2 separate regions of the Homo sapiens genome follow, and region 1 is linked to region 2. The links are chromatin loops, found by intact Hi-C in ENCODE. Cell type or tissue: heart left ventricle. All regions are shown on one strand. Links, peaks and the distances in the headings refer to the core of each region. The heading gives the core; the rest is flanking DNA. Region 1 holds the start of LOC105372657 (a long non-coding RNA gene). Region 2 has its middle 80 kb from the start of LINC01271.

Region 1 (9,136 bases), core at 534-8,533, 54 kb after region 2:
AGGGCTCCTTTGACACTGAGGTCTGTAATATGTGTTTGAGCCCAGATGAGGTCCACAAAGATGAAGAACTTTCATCACTTGGCCTTTCTGGAATCGACTTTCCCTCAGGCCGACTGGGGGTTGAACCACGAATACATTTTCCTACATAGTATATCCCACATTGACACAGGGTACCGTCTAAGGGATCCCTTATCCAAAATGCTTAGGACCAGAAGTCTTTTGGATTTTTATATTTTCCAAATTTTGGAATATTTGCATATACACAATGAGATATCTTAGGGATGGGACCCAAATCTGAACATGACCTTTACTTATGTTTCATACAAACCTTATACACACAGCCTGAATGCAATTGTACATAATTTTTAATAATTTTGTGCATGAAACAAATTTTGTGTGCATCGCACCAACAGAAAGAAAGGCGTCCCACACCTATCTCAGTTACCCACGTGGACAATCTGTGGTTGTTTGGCATCACCCTTATTCCTGACTCTGAATTTATATGCTATCAATAAGCAATCATTGTCTCACACTTACTCACACATAAGTACTCCATGGTAAAAAGTATGACATAGCATTAATACAGTGGGAAAATAAGGAGTTCAGGGCGACCAAGCAGAACAGCGATATCAGCAGATAGGGGGCTCAGCCGTGAAACAACAGCGACAACAGAAAACCGCGGGCTTTCACTTACGGCATCAGGTCCGCACTCAGAAAGTTTCAGATTTGGGAGCATTTCGGATTTCAGATTTGCGAATTAGAGATGCTCAACCTGTCTTTTCACAGTGATCCTGGAAGGGATTCATTGTCCCTGTCTCCAGATGAGAAAATTGAGGCTTCCTGAGGAGACAGCACGTGGCCCGTCCTGGGTCACATGCTGGTGAGGGTCTGGGCTGGGATTCCAGGCAGCTGGTCTGACCTCCCCGCCCTGTGGTTTTGGTTTTTGGTTTTTTGCAGAGACAGAGTCTTGCTGTGTTGCTCAGGCTGGTCTTGAACTCCTGACCTCAAGCGACACCCCCATGTTTGCCTCCCAAAGTGCTGGGATTACAGTGTGACCCACTGCACCTGGCAGTCCTGTGCCTTCTGTGACATCACATGGTCTGTGAGGTCCCTGGGTCTTTCTCACATCCTCACACTGCGGTGGGCAGCCCGAGATGCAGGTCTCTTTCTTAAAGAATTGTGTTTGAGCAAAAAAGCCCACAGAAGTCACCATCTTTCCACCTCAGGATCTCATACAGTTCTGATAATTATAGGTACAGGGAAGTCTCAATTTCAAATGTTCAAGTCCTAAATGGATTGATTGTGTTCACTGGACTACAAGTTCCAGGGGGGAGGGGACCTTACCTGTTTGTTCACTCCCATGTCCCTCGTAAGAAGAACCTTCCAGGCACAAGGTATCTACTATGGAAACATGTGTCTGATGAATGGATGGAGCTGGTGATACATTTATTTATTTTTATTTTTATTTTTTTGAGACGGAGTTTCACTCTTCTTGCCCAGGCTGGAGTGCAATGGTGTGATCTCAGCTCACCGCAACCTCCATCTCCTGGGTACAAGTGATTCTCCTGCTTCAGCCTCTGGAGTAACTGGGATTACAGGTGTCTGCCACCACGCCTGGCTAATTTTTTTTTTTTTTTTTTGTATTTTTAGTAGAGACGGGGTTTCACCATGTTGGCCAGGCTGGTCTCGAATTCCTGACCTCAGGTGATCCGCCCACCTTGGCCTCCCAAGCTGGTGATACATTTAAAAATAGAGTTTCCAATCTTTTTTTTTCATAACTTTTTTTCAAAACTTTTTTTTCAGCAAAGGTGTTTTGCTAAATGTCTAACCAAACATGCTTGAATGTATCCACCCTATTGCTTAGCTTCAGATCACGACTCCTTCTTCCCTTATAAGCAAGTTACTCACCTTCTCTGGGACTCAGTCTCCTCATCTAGGAAATGGGGACAAGCATGTACCTACCTGAAAGTCAGTGCAGGTACCTGTAAAGCTCTCAGGACACTGTAGGAATTAGTGGCTATATTCATTATTATTATTATTATTTGTTTTCATCTGAGAGCCAGGCCAGGGGTTTGGGGGACAAAGGTGAATCAGGTTGCTAGCTCTGGGTGACTCAGATTCTCGCCTGCATCATGGAGAGTTCACAAGAAGGGTCATGGTGTCCCCTGAGAAATGACAAGGAACCAACTGGTCTATGAACGTGAGGGGAAGTGACTGAATGGTGGTTAGCCTGAGCTGGAAAATGCACACTCGGTTGAGTTGCTCAATCCATCCGGTGACAGCAAGGCCCTCGGGTACACTGGGGGAGCCAGGTACATGCTCAGGGCCCAGTGTAGAGGGGCTGGGCCTGAATGGCAGAGGGGATCCCCGCAGCCTAGAGCTGGAGGCTCCCAACCCCTGGAGACATGGGGGCCTTTGGAAGGAGGAGGCATGAATGCTGCCTCGGCTGTTTTTGGCTTAACGCTGAGGTGTCCCTCAGCCTCCCACCTGCCCAGAGAAGAAAGTCATGTTTTTTAAAAGATGGAGATCCGGCCGGGTGTGGTGGCTCACGCCTGTAATCCCAGCACTTTGGGAGGCTGAGGCCGGTGGATCATTTGAGGTCAGGAGTTTGAGACCAGCCTGTCCAACACGGTGAAACCTCGTCTCCACTAAAAATACAAAAATTAGCTGGGTGTGGTGGCAGACGCCTGTAGTCCCAGCTACTCAGGAGGCTGAGACATGAGAATTGCTTGAACCCGGGAGGCAGAGGTTGCAGTGAGCCGAGATCGTGCCATTGCACTCTAGCCTGGGCAACAAGAGCGAAACTCCGTCTCAAAAAAAAAAAAAGATGGAGATCCTGGGATTACCCCCAGACATCGGGAGCTTCTCGGGGGCTCAAGCTTCTGGCAGTTTCTTTACTTGCTTTGGTTGAATTCTTCATTTCCACCCAGGTCTCACCCCTCCAGGCTGCCAGTCTCTTTCTGCACAGGCCACACATATGGGGCCTGCTTGAACCCGGGAGGTAGAGGTTGCAGTGAGCCAAGATCGCGCCATTGCACTCCAGCCTGGGCAACAAGAGCGAAACTGTCTCAAAAAAAAAAAAAAAAAAAAAAAAAAAAAAACCACAGAACATTATTCAGCCTTCAAAAAGAAGAAAACCTGGATTATACAAAGTGAAATAAACCTCTATCTCGAAGAGCAAGGAAACCTTTCCCAGAAGCCTCTAACAAATTTCTCAACACATCTCATTGGCTAAAATCACATTCCATGTCCAGCCTAAATCAATCACTGGCCTTGTTGGGGTGGGGGACACTGTGGCTGACTTAGAGCAACGGGAATCAGTCCCCTGAGGCTTGGCTGAGGCCCATCTTCCTGGAGCCCATGGGAGGGGTGGGGGCAGGGATTTCTTGTGCAAAATGAGCAAAATAGGTTCTGTTAGGAAGGAGGAAGTGGGGGGATGGCTGAAACGGGAATAGCTCATTGCCGCTATCAGCATATCTGCTTCTTGCTGTCGGGACCTACTGAACTGCCTCCGTTTCTGGGTTGTTTTGAACTGACTCTTCCGCTTTCTCATAAATTCTGTAAGCTCACTCATGTTCCTCTAATAAATTTCCTTCCCACTTAAGTCAGCCAAATCTGGATCTCACTGAGGCCCCAAATTTCCTCAGTGATCATCTTTAGCATCATCGTCACCGAACCATCTTTGCTGATATTTATTGAGCACTTGCTATGTGCCAGGTCCTGTGAGACACACTTTGCTTACAGCAGATATTCTCAACCAGGGGGTGATTTTGCCCTGCAAGGAATGTTTGGCAACGTCTGGAGATATGTGTGGCTGTCACAACTCAGGGAAGGAGGTGCTACTGGCATCTAGCGGGTAGTGAGGCCAGGGACACTGCTAAACAAGTCCTGCAATGCATGGGACAGCCCCCAACCAGGAGTTATTTGGCACTAAATGTCAGTAGAACACAGACTGGGCAACTCGCTCCTAACCAAACCTGGCGTATTTCACAGAGAAGCAGCCAGTCCAGAATGCCCGAGGGCCCAGGTTGAGAAAGCTTGCCTTGCACTGTCAAGCAGTGAATGGCCGAGAAGCATCTGCTGTGTGCCTGTCCATGCTGAACAGTAGTGGGGCTGAGGGCCCAGCCTTAGCCCCTGGGAACTCGAGCCCATTTTAGTCCTTTAGGTTATTCCACTTGCTCTTTTCCTTATTCCAAAAGGAGCTTGAGGCAACCAGAACCAGCGATCATTGCTCATATTGCCCATGAGTGAGAAAAGAAACTAGCTCTGTGGAGGAAGAGACGCCTCCCCCAGCTTTGGATATTCAAAGGGGTTCCTCATGAGAGAATTTCGCATGGGGTCATGGCAGTGCGGACAGTAAGGTGATGAGATGTATATTCAGAAGGCTCAGCTATTTGTCAGGATTTCTTGTAGCTGCAGGCAATGGAAACCCAACCCAAGGTGGGTTTTAAAAAGGGAGAATGAGAGAGCCATGTCTGCTTCAGATACAGCTGGATCCAGGAGCACCGCTGACGATTTTCGTCTGGGGGCTGTCTGCGCCTCTTGGCTCTGCTTTGCCCCATGTCACTGGCATTCTCAGGCGGTCTCTGTTTCTCAGGGTGGCACAGTGCCTCAGCTGCTCCAGGCTGACATCCTACAACGAGCTCAGCCACCTCAAGGCGGCAACGTCTTTCCCATTCCAAAGTCGCCGGTTTAATTTCTTGGCCCTGATTGGATCGTGTGCTTACCCCTGAACCAATCCATGTGGCCAGGGGCCTGACTGGCCAGGCCTGCAGCCCTGAGGATGGATGGGGTCAACTCTCCTAATTCACAAGACCAAGGGGGTGGAGGCACCACAGGGGAAACTCAACGTGGTCTCCAGAAGAAGGGACACATGTGCTGGGTGGCCCCAGACCCGCGCAAATACAGCATCCTCACCAGCTCAGCCAGCGAATCTAACAAGGACCTACTTTGAGCCTGGCGCCAAGCCCAGAAATGAATCTGGCAACTTCCTGCCCTCTGGGAGGAAAAGAAGATATAAATAAGTGCAATTCAAAGCACTGTGTGATGTGTCCTGAAAGAAAGAAACAAACAAAAGGCTACAGACACGAGAGGTTGGCTGAGAAAGGGCACTGGGCTGGCAGGAATGGCTTGAGCAAGGGTAAGGAGGTGGGAGGGGCCAGGTGTGTTCGAAAAACTAGGGGTCATCCTCGTGGCTGGCGACGTGGGGAACGAAGCTGCAGAGGGCAGTTGGGGTAGATGGAGCAGGACCAGGCTCACCCAGCCGGGCCGTTTGGACTTTCTCCAGGTCGCAGCGGGGAGCCATTGATGGTTTTAGAGCAGAGCAGAAGCAAGATCTGGAGTTGCACTTTCTGAAGATGAACTCAGCCGTTGTGGAAGGGGAAGGGCTGGGACAGGGAGAGACTGAAAGGGACAATTGAGCAGCTGTCACAACTGTCCCAGGACAGATACTGGACATCAGAACCAGGGCAAAGGTAGGGCAGAGGTCTTTTCATTGTCTCCGAGGGCTGGGCACATAGTAGGTGCTCAATAAATGTGGGGTGGAGAGAGGAATGGGAGAAGAGGCCTGAACCTTGGCAGCTGCAGGAGGGGAGGGCCGATACCAAGTTTATCCAGTTACGCTGAGCAAAGCCCCCACACCACAGTGGGTCCTCAAGGAAGCCATGGCTACCCTGGTCAGCCCCCAACCTGCTTCTCCTGTGCAGCTGCTGACAACTGCAGCATGTCCCAGCCAGGGATGGGAGTCTGGAAGAAAAGCAGGAAGGAAGTGAGAGGACAGAGCAGGTTGTTCTCCGCCTGGGCCTGGATTCCCCCTGCAGCTCCTGACCCTTCTCAGGAAACCAGGATGCCAGGTGCCAATGGGACACCAGAAGCAATGACCATGCAGCAGAGGACTGGACATGATGACCTTGGGAGGTCAGCACACCACCCACTGATCTCTGAGGCCGAGGCCCCTCCTTTCATTCTTTCTTAGAAATATTTATGCTCAGGAAGCTGCTTCCTTGACAAACCCGCTGGGCTTCCTAAATATTCACCAACGACTCGTTGTACCATTGGCAGGACATTTTTGCCAGAGCTGCCAACTGTATTTACCGACAGAGGGACTGGGAAGATCTGGGGCAGTGGGGTGGTCAGGGGGAATATATATATAGGGGAATATACAGAGGAGAGTCCTGAGAGAGCAGAGACCATCGAAGCCTCTGGATCAGCTGTGGTCAGGTGGGGAAACCGGGTCACTGATCCCTCATAAGGCTTGAAACCAGCAGCTCATAGCACCTGCCAGAGTCTCCCTATTTTCAGAGACCAATATAAAAGATGTCTGGCCCAGAGTGGGCTGAGCAGGTCCTGAAGGCAAGAAGGATGTGCAGAAAAGGAGATGGGACACCCATTCCTAATCAGGATTGACTGGGCTGTCCTGCTTCCAAGTGCCTACTCCCAACTTAATGACAACAGCAGACACCTCCATTCCACCCACTACGTGCCAGGCTGTGTTCCCATATGTCACATGTATTACCTGGTTCTTGCAACAAAATAGTCCTGAGCACCAACTATGTGCAGGACCCTGTTCTAGACACTACTCATGAACAAAAAACCCAAAATGCCGTGGAACGGACACTCCAGTGTCATCGGAAGTAAATACAAGATGTAGTATGCTAGAAGGTGATGAGTGTTTTGGAGAAAAATAAAGCAGGGATAGGAGATGCGGCTGTCACAGGTGGGATCTAGTGGCACAGCACTTTGGAGGTAATGATGAACAAGCACTCCCATTTGGCCAATGAGGTCACTGGGGTGCAGAGAGGCTAAGTGATTTGCCCAAGGTCACACAGCTACAGAGGCAGGATTCGAACCCAAGTCATCTGGCTCCAGAGTCCTGGTTCCTGACCTGACGAGGACTCCAGGTTCTCTGACTTTAGCACAGGCGTCACCAGAGCCTCAAGATGCAGAGCGACTTGCAGAGGAGCAGGCAGCCAAGATGGAGGAGGTGGAGGGTTGGCTTTAGCATTGGGCCAGCTCCCAGGCTGCAGGCCTTGGGAGGCATTTCTCCTCCCTGGGCCTCAGTTTCCACCTCTGCAAAATGGGGAAGTTGCAACCCCTGCCATGGAGTGGGGGTTCCTTGAGGTGGCGCTGTGGAACTGCTTCCTAACACTGGCCACAGCGACTCCCAACACCTCTCAGGCTTGCCCTACAACCCATTTTTCACCTGCAGCCAAAGGCGTTGCCATGAAACAGACCATGTCATGGTCCCATCCAGATCCTCTGATGGCTGCCCCTCACTTTGGACTCTGGCCTGCAGGTGGCCCCTGGTGTCCTCTCACCTCCACTCACTTCACTGCGGCCACCCAGCCTCCTGGCTGCTCTTGCAGATCTGCCAACTCCATCCTGCCCCCCAGCTTGGGCACCCACCATTCCCTCTGCCTGAAGCCCCCTCCCTCACCTATCAGCCACGAATGGAACTCAGCCCGCACTCTGAAACAGAGGCTTTCTTGCCCCCTTGGGATCAAGATGCTCCACAGACAGACCCCGAGGGAGATGGAGACACAAGCAGAGGGACAGGCTGAGACATACATGGGCACGCAAACCAAAGGTGCTCAGAGCCACACGTGGTCCAGAGGTACAGAGAGACACACGGTGCCAGACGTAAAGTCACAGCCACAGCCACGCCCAGGGAGACACATGGAAGCCCCAAGCCACAAGACTATTCAGACACACTGGCCATGGGTGTGCAAGACGTGCATGGGCACACTCAGATAGACACACATGCCCTCACCCCACACACACGTGCACAGGCACACCCAGGGAGCCGCAGCCAGCACCAACGTGGCCCAGAACACCCAGCCACACACATGCACACACACACTTCCCTCTGGCGCCCGGAACAGCCCCGTGCCAAGCGTCCTAGGACAAGGACCGCCTGCAGCCAGCCTTGGCGGGAAGGTGTCCTGGCAAACAATACCTCCCCTCTCCCACCGTCGGCACAGACACAAGGAGCCATTGTCAGCCTGGCACACACCGCGGGGCGGCCTCTCCACAGGCCCTCCTGGCGGGCATGCCTGCACGTGGGGGCGGAAGGCTGGCGGCTCCCCAGGCCCACCTGCTCCCATCTGCCCACCAGGGACCCTGCCTCCTTCAGAGCCTCCTGCCTGGTCCTGCAGACCCTGGAGGGCTTAGCTCCCTGGCCCACTTTCCCTCCCCAACCCCTTGGGACTTACGCATCCTCCTCACAGAGCGGCCAGGGCTTACGAGGGGCAGGGTTTGGTGGCTGAAAACGTGAAATCTAGATTCAAACACACATGCCGTGTGACCTTGGGCAAGTCACTTCCTGTCTCTGAGACTTGGTTTCCTCATCTGTAACATGGGATAATGCTAGCACCTCCCTCACAGGGCCGGTGGCATAACGATTTGAGCCACAGCATACACAACACTGAGGCAGCAGGTGCACCCTGGGATCTGGTAGGCCCAGGCTCCGGCGACAGCCTTGCCATTCTCTTGCTAGGCCTCGGGCAGTTGACATCACCTCTCTTCCCCTCAGTCTTCTCACCTTGAAAGTGGGGATGGTCGTTGGCCCCCCTTTCAGAGGTGTTCCTTCTGTAAGACTCTCACATGGAGGGTTTAGGATGAGCCTGCCACACAGTAGGCACTCAATCAATGCTGGCCATGATCATTGTCTTAATGGCCTGAGGCTTGCTTATTCACTTATTCTTTCTTTTCATTCCTTTCACCAGTCTTTCCTGCGTACCTACCACATGTTGTAAGCTGAGCAGTTCACCCTAAGTTGCTCCCTCCCCCTATGCCCCAATGGGCTCCTGTTAGATGTTTGTTGACTGACTGAATGACAGGAGGCAATTCAGAGACCATCACTACCTCCAGGCAGCACAAGGACACTGACTGAGTGGTCAGGAGCCCTGGGTCAGCCTCTTAACGGCTTGCGATGCCCGGTCAGGAACACAGATCCCTGCTCCACAGCAAGGACGTCATGAAGATTAGGCAGGGTGGAAAAAAGAAAGTGCCACTCAGTGAACACCTACAATGCCAGGGCCACCCTGCCAGCAGTGCCACAATCTTTTCAGGACCTGCCCCTGTGCAGACGGCACCTGTTTGAGCAGCCACACCCCTCTGCATCCCTCTCACCATGCTC
Region 2 (9,136 bases), core at 800-8,799:
AGAGGAGCTAGAAATAAATAAGGCTTGGTCCTTGACCTCATAGTGCTCCCAGTCCAGGAGGAGAGGCAGATATGATGGATGGTAGGAAGGCCTTGTTTGTTTATTCCACACATGTTTCATGGTGCCACTGATGTGTCAAGCAGTGTTAGACACTGAGGAGCAAAGATAAAAGAGACAAGGTCCTTGGGACCCCATCCTAGTAAGAAAGACAGAGGTCAGCATGCACTAAGGCAGGAAGCGCTTGTTCAATAATCCTTTGTTCATTCACTGCATGTTTGCTGATGACCCTCATAGGCCAGATCTGGGCTCTGGGGACACCAAGATAGAAAAGACTTGGCCTTAAGCACTTGGAGCACAGTCCAGTGGAAGAAACTGTCCAGTAGAGAATTTCAGCCAAGCATGATATGAGATGCAATTAGGGTGAGAACAGGAGTCCAGAGATGCCAGGAAAGTGGCCAAGGCAGCTTTCTGGAGGGTGTAAGGCCTGGTCTGAGCCTAAAGGATGTGGTGGGGTCCACTCCATTGGGTCCCCTCCCCTGGCTTCCTGCAGAACATGAAGGTCAGACTCAGGGGCTCCAAGGACACCCCTCCCACCCAGCCAGCCAGCCCTTTAGAGGGTCGGGTGGGAGATGGACGGAGCGACCAGGGCGCAAACCCTTTCTCAGGTCAGTGCCCTGGGAAGCTGGCCGGCCAAACCTTGGAGACTGTCCCACAGTGACCAAGGTCCATGGGTGACATTGAGGTTGTTTGTGCAAAAGTGCTCCATTTTTCTAGGCAGTCTTGTTCATAGAAAAAAACAAATAAACCAACCCAGCTCTGTTGACATGACTTATGGTGGGGTGTGGAGGGGGATGAGAACTGCTACCACGCCGGGCACCCTAGAGACATCGGTGCCTGTAGGGGTGGCGGGAGAAGGGCAGAGGCTGGAGACGTGGCAGGGGCCAGATCTTGCAGAGCCTCCTAGGTCTTGACAGGACTTGGGGTCTGATTTGAAAGGCAATGGGGAACATTTGAACTGCTTCAAATGGGTTAAAAAATATGATTCAAAACCTCCAGAGGGCTAATGGTTAATTCATTTGCTCATGCATCCATTCATTCATTCAACCAATACTGAAGCACCTACTCTGTGCCAGGCACTGTTCCAGGTGCTGGGAAGACAAGGGTGAATGCAGCAGACTCAGATCCTGCCTTCTTCGGACCAGAGGCCACGCAGACCCTAAATCAAATAATCACACGATGAAGTCCAAACAGTTGTAAGCCATACCAGGGAAGGATTCTCCAAGGAGCTGACACATAGCAGCTGGCTTAATCCTTCCTTCAACCAACATTTATTGAGCACCTACTATGAGTCAGGCACTGGGCTGAGTGCAGGGATGCAGGGCGAGCCAGACCGATCCAGACCCTGCCCTCGAGGAGCTGCCATTCCAGTGGAGGAGGCGAACCTATCAATGAACCACAAAGTATGAGGGAGGTGTAATCAGGGTACATAGAGGGGCTGTGGGGGCAAGGAGGGCTTCCTGGAGGAAGGGAGATAAGGAGGAGTTAGTTAGGTGAGGGATTGTGCATGGAGGTGAGGGGGGAAGGAAAACGAGGTCTCTTAGGACCTGCTGGGCTGGTGGCAGGATGGGGGCTGTTGGGAGAAGATGCTGCAGCCTTGGGAGGTCAAGATGCATTGGGTGGAGATGCAAGGTTACAAACCCTGCCCTCGAGACAGCTTTGGAGGGCAGATGGCACCTGCAGGGCCCTCCTGTCTCTGTCTTTCTCTCCAGCTCTGTCTCTCCATCTCTGTCTCCTCTTTCTCTGTCTTTCTGTCTCTTCTTTCTCTGTCTTTCTCTGTCCGTCTGTCGCCTCTGTCTCCTCTTTCTCTGTCTTTCTTGTCTCCTCTTTCTCCTCTGTCCATCTGTCACCTCTTTCTCTGTCTCTTCTTTCTCTGTCTCTGTCTCCTCATCGTTTCTCTCAGGCTGCTCCCTGACTTTCTTTCCTCTGCTCCGGTCATCTTTGCAAGATATCAGTAAGAGACAAGAATACGAGGAAAAACCCTGGGCCGGTGGGCAGAGAGCAAGGTCGGGGCACAAGGACAGCTGGGCGCAGGGACAGGCAGTGACTGAATGTTCTGTTTTGGAAAGACAGCTCTGGTCAGGGGCGAAGGTGGCTGACCACGAAACCCGATAACCTGGCCAAACTCTGCTCTAGCCAGTCCTCTGGCTGGCAGCTGTGACCTGGTGGATGCTGCCCAGAATTTTCCTAGAGGGAGGGGGAAGAAGGGGGAAAATGGTCTGTGGGCAGCTTCTTCTCTGTCAAGTGGGACTCACAGGAAGAAATGGAAATAAGTGAATTCTTAAGGGAGACCTCAGTGTGGTTCAGAATAGGAAAGCCCTGCTTGTCTGTTCGTGGTTTGCTAGGTTTTCACAATCCAATAAGTGCTCCCCGTGTGCCAGACTCTGTGCCTGGGATGACATTGCCAACCCTCTCCTGCAGGGTGTTGTGATTTAAGACCATGGACTCTGGAGCCAGACTGCCTGAGTTTGAATCCTGGCTTTGCAAATTACTTGTGACTTTGCACAAGTTACTTAACCTCTTTCTTTTTTCTTTTTCATTTATTTATTTATTTATTTACTTTTTTTTTTTCTTTTTTGAGACTGAGTCTTGCTCTGTCGCCCATGCTAGAGTGCAGTGGCACAATCTCAGCTCACTGCAACCTCCGCCTCCCGGGTTCAAGTGATTCTCCTGCCTCAGCCTCCCGAGTAGCTGGGACTACAGAAGCCTGCCACCATGCCCAGCTAATTTTTGTATTTTTAGTAGAGACAGGATTTTGCCATGTTGGTTGGTCAGGCTGGTCTTGAACTCCTGATCTCAGGTGATCCACCTGCCTTGGCCTCCCAAAGTACTGGGATTATAGGCATGAGCCACCGCACCTGGCCAACCTCTTTCTTTTTTTTAAATTTTACTTTGAGACAAGGCTGGAATGCAGTGGCACAATCACAGCTCACTGCAGCCTTGACCTCCTGGGCTCAAGCAATCCTCCCACTTCAGCGTCCCAAGCAGCTGGGACTATAGGTATGATCCAGCACACCCAGCTAATTTTTTGTTTTTTGTAGAGATGGGGGTCTTGCTATGTTCCCCAGGCTGGTCTCGAACACCTGGCCTCCCAAAGTGCTGGGACTACAAGCCTAAGCCACTGCTCCTGCCCCTTAACCTCTTTCTTTATGGGTAAAATGGGAAGGAAATATCATCTCTCCCACACATTTGAGGTAGATACTAATATTAGTTAATATATGTGAAGTGTCTGGAATAACGCATGGCATGTAATAAATGCTCCACAAAACACAAGCTGTTATTAGTTTAGTTCTGCAATTAGTTCTGTGAATGCTGAGGAGGCAGAGGGAGTGAAATTCAAATGCTAGCTCCATCCCTTCTTAGCTCTAGGACCTTGGTGAAATCTCGTAGCTTCTCTAGGTGTCCGTTTTTCTTACCTGTTAAGCAAAGATGATCTTAGTACTCGCCTTGCCAGGTGGTTGAGAGGGTCTATGTCTTTGTAAAGTGCATGGGTGCATGGAAATAATTCACTTTATGGGGGAAGAAAATAAGTCCCAAAGAAGTTTATTTCTTTATTTCCATACGTCCAGCAGGCCCTGAGCACCTCCTGTGTGCCAGGTCCCCAGAATGCCTACAACAAGCTGGGGCCTGTGCTCTTTCTGTCCTGGAAGACAGCAGAGGGCAAGGTGGAGATAGTGCATGCCCCCTTGGCGCTCACCTTTAGTCCTGACCAGCTCTGTGAGATGGGGTGGCAGGTATGACCACCCCGTGTCACAGAGATGGAAACTGAGATCCAGAGAAGTGAAGAAGCTGCCAGGACACAAGGTTCATGTGCACCTGCTCCTCTGAGCGGCTTCTCTGAACTTCTGTAACAACCCCACCACTGTCTATCTCATCAAAGCCACCTAGGGCCTCCATCTTTCTCACCCTCCACTCTGTGTTCCTATCTCGGTCTCTCCAGCACCTGGCCCAGAGCTGGCCTCAGACATGTTGATTGTGCCAGACAAAATCTACGAGCCCTGAGAGCGGGAATCCGTGCAGCTGTGCAATGTGTCACTTCTCCTGTCCTCCTTCTGCTTCCAGCAAGAAGAAAATGCAGTGCGGCCATTGACCCCTGAGCACCCCCCTCACCACCAAGGCAGGAAGCGGGTGACAAGCACAGGCAGTGTGGAGGAGGGGACAGAATGGGGTCTGGAGTCCCAGAGTTCCACATTCTCAGTCCTGGCTGTAACTGTGGACATGGCTTTTCCCCTCTCTGAGCCTTGGTTTTCTTATCTGTAGAATGGGTACAATCCTTGTGATACCCCTTCTGTTGATATGCAGAATAGAGGAAGCCTGGGTATAGAACTAGGCACAGGAGAGGTACTCAGAAAACGGCAACTGTTTCTTTTATGTGGAAGGGGTGGCTGAAGCCCTCTCCCCTCACCCAATCTCTCAAGCCCAGTTTGACTCCTCATAGCCAAGGGTGAGATAGTAAGTGTAGTGGTTAACAGCATGAGGCCTAGGCCTGACTGCCTGGGATCATATCCTGCCTCTACCACTTGGAGCTGTGTGATCCTGGACAAGTGACTTAACCTCTCTGGGCCTTTTTTCTCCATTTATGAAATAAGTGTAATAAGAGTCCCCAGCTCCTGGAACTGCTGTGATGATCAGATGAGTTCACAAAGTTTAAGTAAAGGGCTAGGATCCTGCCAGGCACATGAGTGCTATAGAAGCGTTTGTTGCTCTTCAGGAATCGAGGGGAGGAGGGACCTGGTGGCTCCTGCAAAATTTACAAGGGACTCAGGGACAGGGATGGGAAGGAGGAGCTGGAGAAGAATCCTGATGTGAATCAGCAGGGAATTTCATAAAGCAAAGCCCACTGTATTGAGGATGACCTTCACACAGGATCCGGTGCCCCCCGGGGAAGGGCCGCCGCCTCACTCCCATCCTTCCCAGAGCCCAGCTTGGTGCTTGGTCATCTCTGTAAGGCAGAAGCTCCATCCTTCCGGCTGCTCTATCTGGAACCTTGGAGCCATCCTTGGCTTTTATTTTTAGATTTTAAGTTCCGGGGTACATATGCAGGCCGTGCAGGTTTGTCACATAGGTGAACATGTGCCATCGCGGTTTGCTGCACCCATCAACCCATCCCCTAGCTATTAAGCTCGGCAAGCATTCGCTATTTATCATGATGCTCTCCCTCCCCACCCCCACAACAGGCCCCAGTGTTGTTCCCCTCCCTGTGTCCATGTGTTCTCATCGTTCAGCTCCCACTTATAAGTGAGAACATGCAGTGTTTGGTTTTCTGTTCCTGTGTTAGCAGAAACCCAAACATCCTTGGCTTCTTGATTTCTATTGATCGCATCTAGTCCAGCAGCATATGCCCCAGCAGCTCCACCTTAGAACAGATCAGGAGTCCAAGATCCGTTCTCCCCGCCTCTTCACCTCCACAGCCACCCCTTGGGCCCATTCACCATTCTCTTCTGCATGAACCACTGCAGTCACCCTGACTGTCCCCTTCCCCCTGGCTCCTGACAGCCCATCCTCTACACCCAGCTGGAGAGATTCTTTCAGAAACGAAGTCAGACTGTGCCCTCTTCTGTTCAGAACCCTCCATGGCTCTCACCTACCCCAGAGGAAAGCTAAGTCTTTCCTTCGACGTGCAAGGTTCTATGGGCGCTGCCCTTCACCCCTCTGAACTCACTTCCTCCCACGCTGCCCCTCACTCATTCTGCTGCAGCCACACTGGCCTCTTCTCTGCCATCCTCGCTCATGCCAGGCACGGTCCGGCCTCGGGCCTTTGCACTTGCTGTTTCCTCTACCAAGAATGCCCTTCCTCTGGAAATCCCCATTGCCCAATCCCTCATCTCTTTCAAGCCGTACTCAAATATTTGCTCAGTGAGACCTTTCCTGCCCTGCACCCCCACTCCCTATTTAGATTTATTCCTCTCTGATGTTCCCCTCCTCCTTCCCCGGCTTATTTTTCTCCTTAGTACTCACTGCCATTGGAAACATGATCTATTTAATTTACCTGTGAAGGCTGATGCCCCCTTCCTCCCCCATTCCGTAATGTCAGCTCCACGCTGACGGGGACATGTGTGTTCTATTCACTGTTGCATCCTAATACATTCAGGTGATGGATGATACGAGTCTAGTGTGTTACCTTGGACACTGATGGAGGCAAGACTGTTAGGGTGAGGGTGGAAGCAGGAGACCAGGAAGGAGGCTCCTGCAGGGGTCAGGTGAGAGAGGTGGGGCTGGGCCAGGGCAGGGAGGGGCGGCTGTGTTTGGATGGAGCAGCAAGCACCAGGTGTGGGGGTGAGAGAAAAAGAGGAGTTGAGGATGATGCCCTGGTATCCGCCCTGAGCATCTGGAAGGATGGGCTGCCCTTGACGGAGACAAGCTGTGGTGGGAGAGCGGGTTTCGATCCTGGACAAGTTCCATGGGAGCTGCCTCCTGAGGCTTGCTAAGGCCAAACGCTGTGCCAGGGACTCGGGAACAGCGGCGTGACACAGAGCCTGCCTTCTTGTCACTCTTGTCTCATGGATTGGCATGGCAGCATTGCCACTTGCTGGGAAACACTGAGCCAGTGGCACCACTCCTGAGCCTCAGTTTCCCCATCTGGATGACAGTCCCTCCCTCCCAAGGCCTGTGTGCAGCTCCATGAGCTCATGCCTCTGACGTGCCTGGCATCCAGTGGGCGCTCCAGCAGAGCTTGTTCCTTCCCTGTCCAGCCCCCATGCTGGCTGTCCCCCAGGAGACTGTGCTGGGAGCGTTATTTTTAAGCCTGGCTCCAGCGGGCTGGGCCATGGTTCTGAAGGCCGTGGGGAGACCACAGTGCTAGCAGCATCCCGGCTTTCTTGATGCCAGGAGACCGCGGCGTGGAAACATCAGAGGAGGCCGCCCTGTGTCCATGCCCTGCCTGGTAACCCTTTATGTGAAATTATGTCATGTCACCCCATGCTGTTTATAAACATCTCTGACCTTTCCCAAGCAGGGCTGTGGGGGAGGGGGCTGCACCTACTCCTCCCACTCCCCACCCCCGCACGCCAGGACCTGCTAGTGACCCCTCCCATTAGCCCACATCACACAGAGCAAAGTGGGTGCACTGGCCTCCAGCCAGCGTTGGCCTGGTTGTTTCAACACCTCCAAGCACCTCGCAGCTGACCAGCCCTGGGGTATTTTTAAACCCTGGCCTCGGCCAACCTCTTTGTCACATTCCGGTCGGGGCTTGAGTTTAGTGCGTGCCCCAATTCGGATAGCTGGGTGGGGGCTGGCATTCACTGGACAACAAACATTTCATCTAGTTCCAGAACCTGTGGACCTACTATGTACCAGGAGTGGGGACCCCGGGGGGCTCCCTCACAGAGCCTGTCCCCAAGGTGCTCACTGTCTGGCAGGGACACTGTGACGGGCCCACACTGTGACAAGTGCTAAGATGGAGGCGAAGATGGCAGTTGCAACTTAAATATCCGCAGGCCCAGCAGGTTACGTGAACGAATGAAGTGGGCGTGGTGTGAGACTGCGGGTAGGGGTGGGGCCTGCGGAAACTGGCGAGCCCATGCCCAGTCTGAAGGGGCTGGCTGCGCGCCCCTCCGCTCCAGCCTCTGTTGTCATAAGGGAGTCGGGTCCAGAGCTTCTGATTTTCCAGGAGAAGCTACACATCTAGGTTTATGTGAGATTTCATAAAAAAAAAAAACAAAACCCTTGACTTTTAAACGTTGGCAATAAATTTTGTAAAAATGTCCAAAACATTCTGAGAGCCAAATGACACCTGCTTGTGGGCTGGACTCAGCCCATGAAGTCAAGTTGAGGCAAACAGTTTGTGCTCTCTGATGCAAACAGGTGCACTATAAAATAGTCAACAAATGCGGCCTGAACACCTACCCTGAGCTCCTTCTACTGTTCCAGGCCCCAGGAAACGGCCGGGAACAATGTGGAAACATCCTTGCCCTCGTGTCGCTTTCAACCAGTGGGGTTGCTGGCACCACCTCCTACTGGCTCACGAATTCTGCAAGCTAGTTGTCACACACAGCCATCGCTAAGAATTAAATTGCACGAACTTCCAGTTAAATAAGTTACAACAAAAACAAAGGTAACAACTGCTCACAGATCACCACTTTCTCACCATTTCACTGTTCTCTGTGTTGTTGAAGTGATTGACGTCTGTTGTGTTGTATCATATCATATGCCATATCCCACGGTGGAAATAGTACAACAAGTTCTTCCCAATGCCATGCTCAGTAAGTCACACTGGTAGCTCCAAATGGACCATGGTGGGACTATTTACACCACCGAAATGGATACATGTAAAAATCAGGGCTCCCCCTTGTTGAGAAGGTGTCATTAAACATTTAGCAGTAAACCAGATTTTTTTTTCTTTTTTCTTTCTTTCTTTTTTTTTTTTTTGAGATGGAGCCTCAGTCTTGTGGCCCAGGCTGGACTGCAATGGCGCCGTCTCAGCTCACTGCAACCTTCGCCTCAGGGTTCAAGCGATTCTCCTCCCTTAGCCTCCCGAGTAGCTGGGATTATAGGCACAAGCCACAAAGCCTGGCTAATTATTTGTATTTTTAGTAGAGACGGGGTTTCGCCATGTTGGCCAGGCTGGTCTCGAACTCCTGACCTCAGGTGATCCACCCGCCTCGGCCTCCCAAAGTGCTGGTATTAGGCGTGAGCCACTGCGCCCAGCTGGTTTGTCTTTTGAAATATTTCCTCTGACTGTGTGGATTGAGTGGAGCAAAGCTGGAAGCCAGGAGACCAGGGAGGAGGAGCTCACTGCCACGGTTCAGGTGGGCAAGGACAGTGGCAAGCCTGCACCTCGGTGGTAGCTGTGAAAGTGGCAACAAGGGCATGGATTTGGGATGTATTTGGCAGTCAAGTCAGCAAGATTTGGGATGTGTGGGGTGAGGGAAACAGGAACCAAGGGGCCACCAGGACCTGGTCTGAACAGGGCAGCACTGTTTCCTGAGCTGGGAAGACAGGTGGGCAGGGCTGGGGTTTCAGGAGGGAAATAAATGGAGTATTCCGCTTTGTGAAGTTAGGGGCCTGCGTGAAACCTACATGGAGGTGTCAGCTCACCAGCTGGGCTTTGTAGTCTAGAGTACAACGTAGTTCTGGAAGC

The links. A loop is a pair of places that touch in the nucleus more often than their neighbours do. Peaks named below come from ENCODE experiments on the same cell type or tissue, not always from the same donor. Only the 100,000 strongest peaks of a DNase experiment are listed, where the experiment ranks them.
Region 1: a loop joins it to region 2, with 3.0 times the contacts of the local background. A loop is called at or near these places in 9 of 110 quality-filtered maps.

What each region holds. Positions count from the first base shown.
Region 1 is chr20:50,342,569-50,351,704 of GRCh38, reverse strand. LOC105372657 (a long non-coding RNA gene) reads right to left here and starts at 1,007. Exons shown (of 3, transcript XR_936837.3): 1 at 695-1,007. RefSeq lists an enhancer at 1,201-1,250. In heart left ventricle, for the core only: no CTCF peak of the experiment used is centred there; DNase peaks (open chromatin) are centred at 2,304, 3,384, 4,964 and 5,264; H3K27ac peaks cover 2,947 bases.
Region 2 is chr20:50,397,066-50,406,201 of GRCh38, reverse strand. No RefSeq gene overlaps it. Among named protein-coding and RNA genes, the nearest start is that of LINC01271, 80 kb to the right of the region's middle. In heart left ventricle, for the core only: a CTCF peak has its summit at 5,648 (motif pointing left); DNase peaks (open chromatin) are centred at 5,806, 6,741 and 7,131; H3K27ac peaks cover 4,259 bases.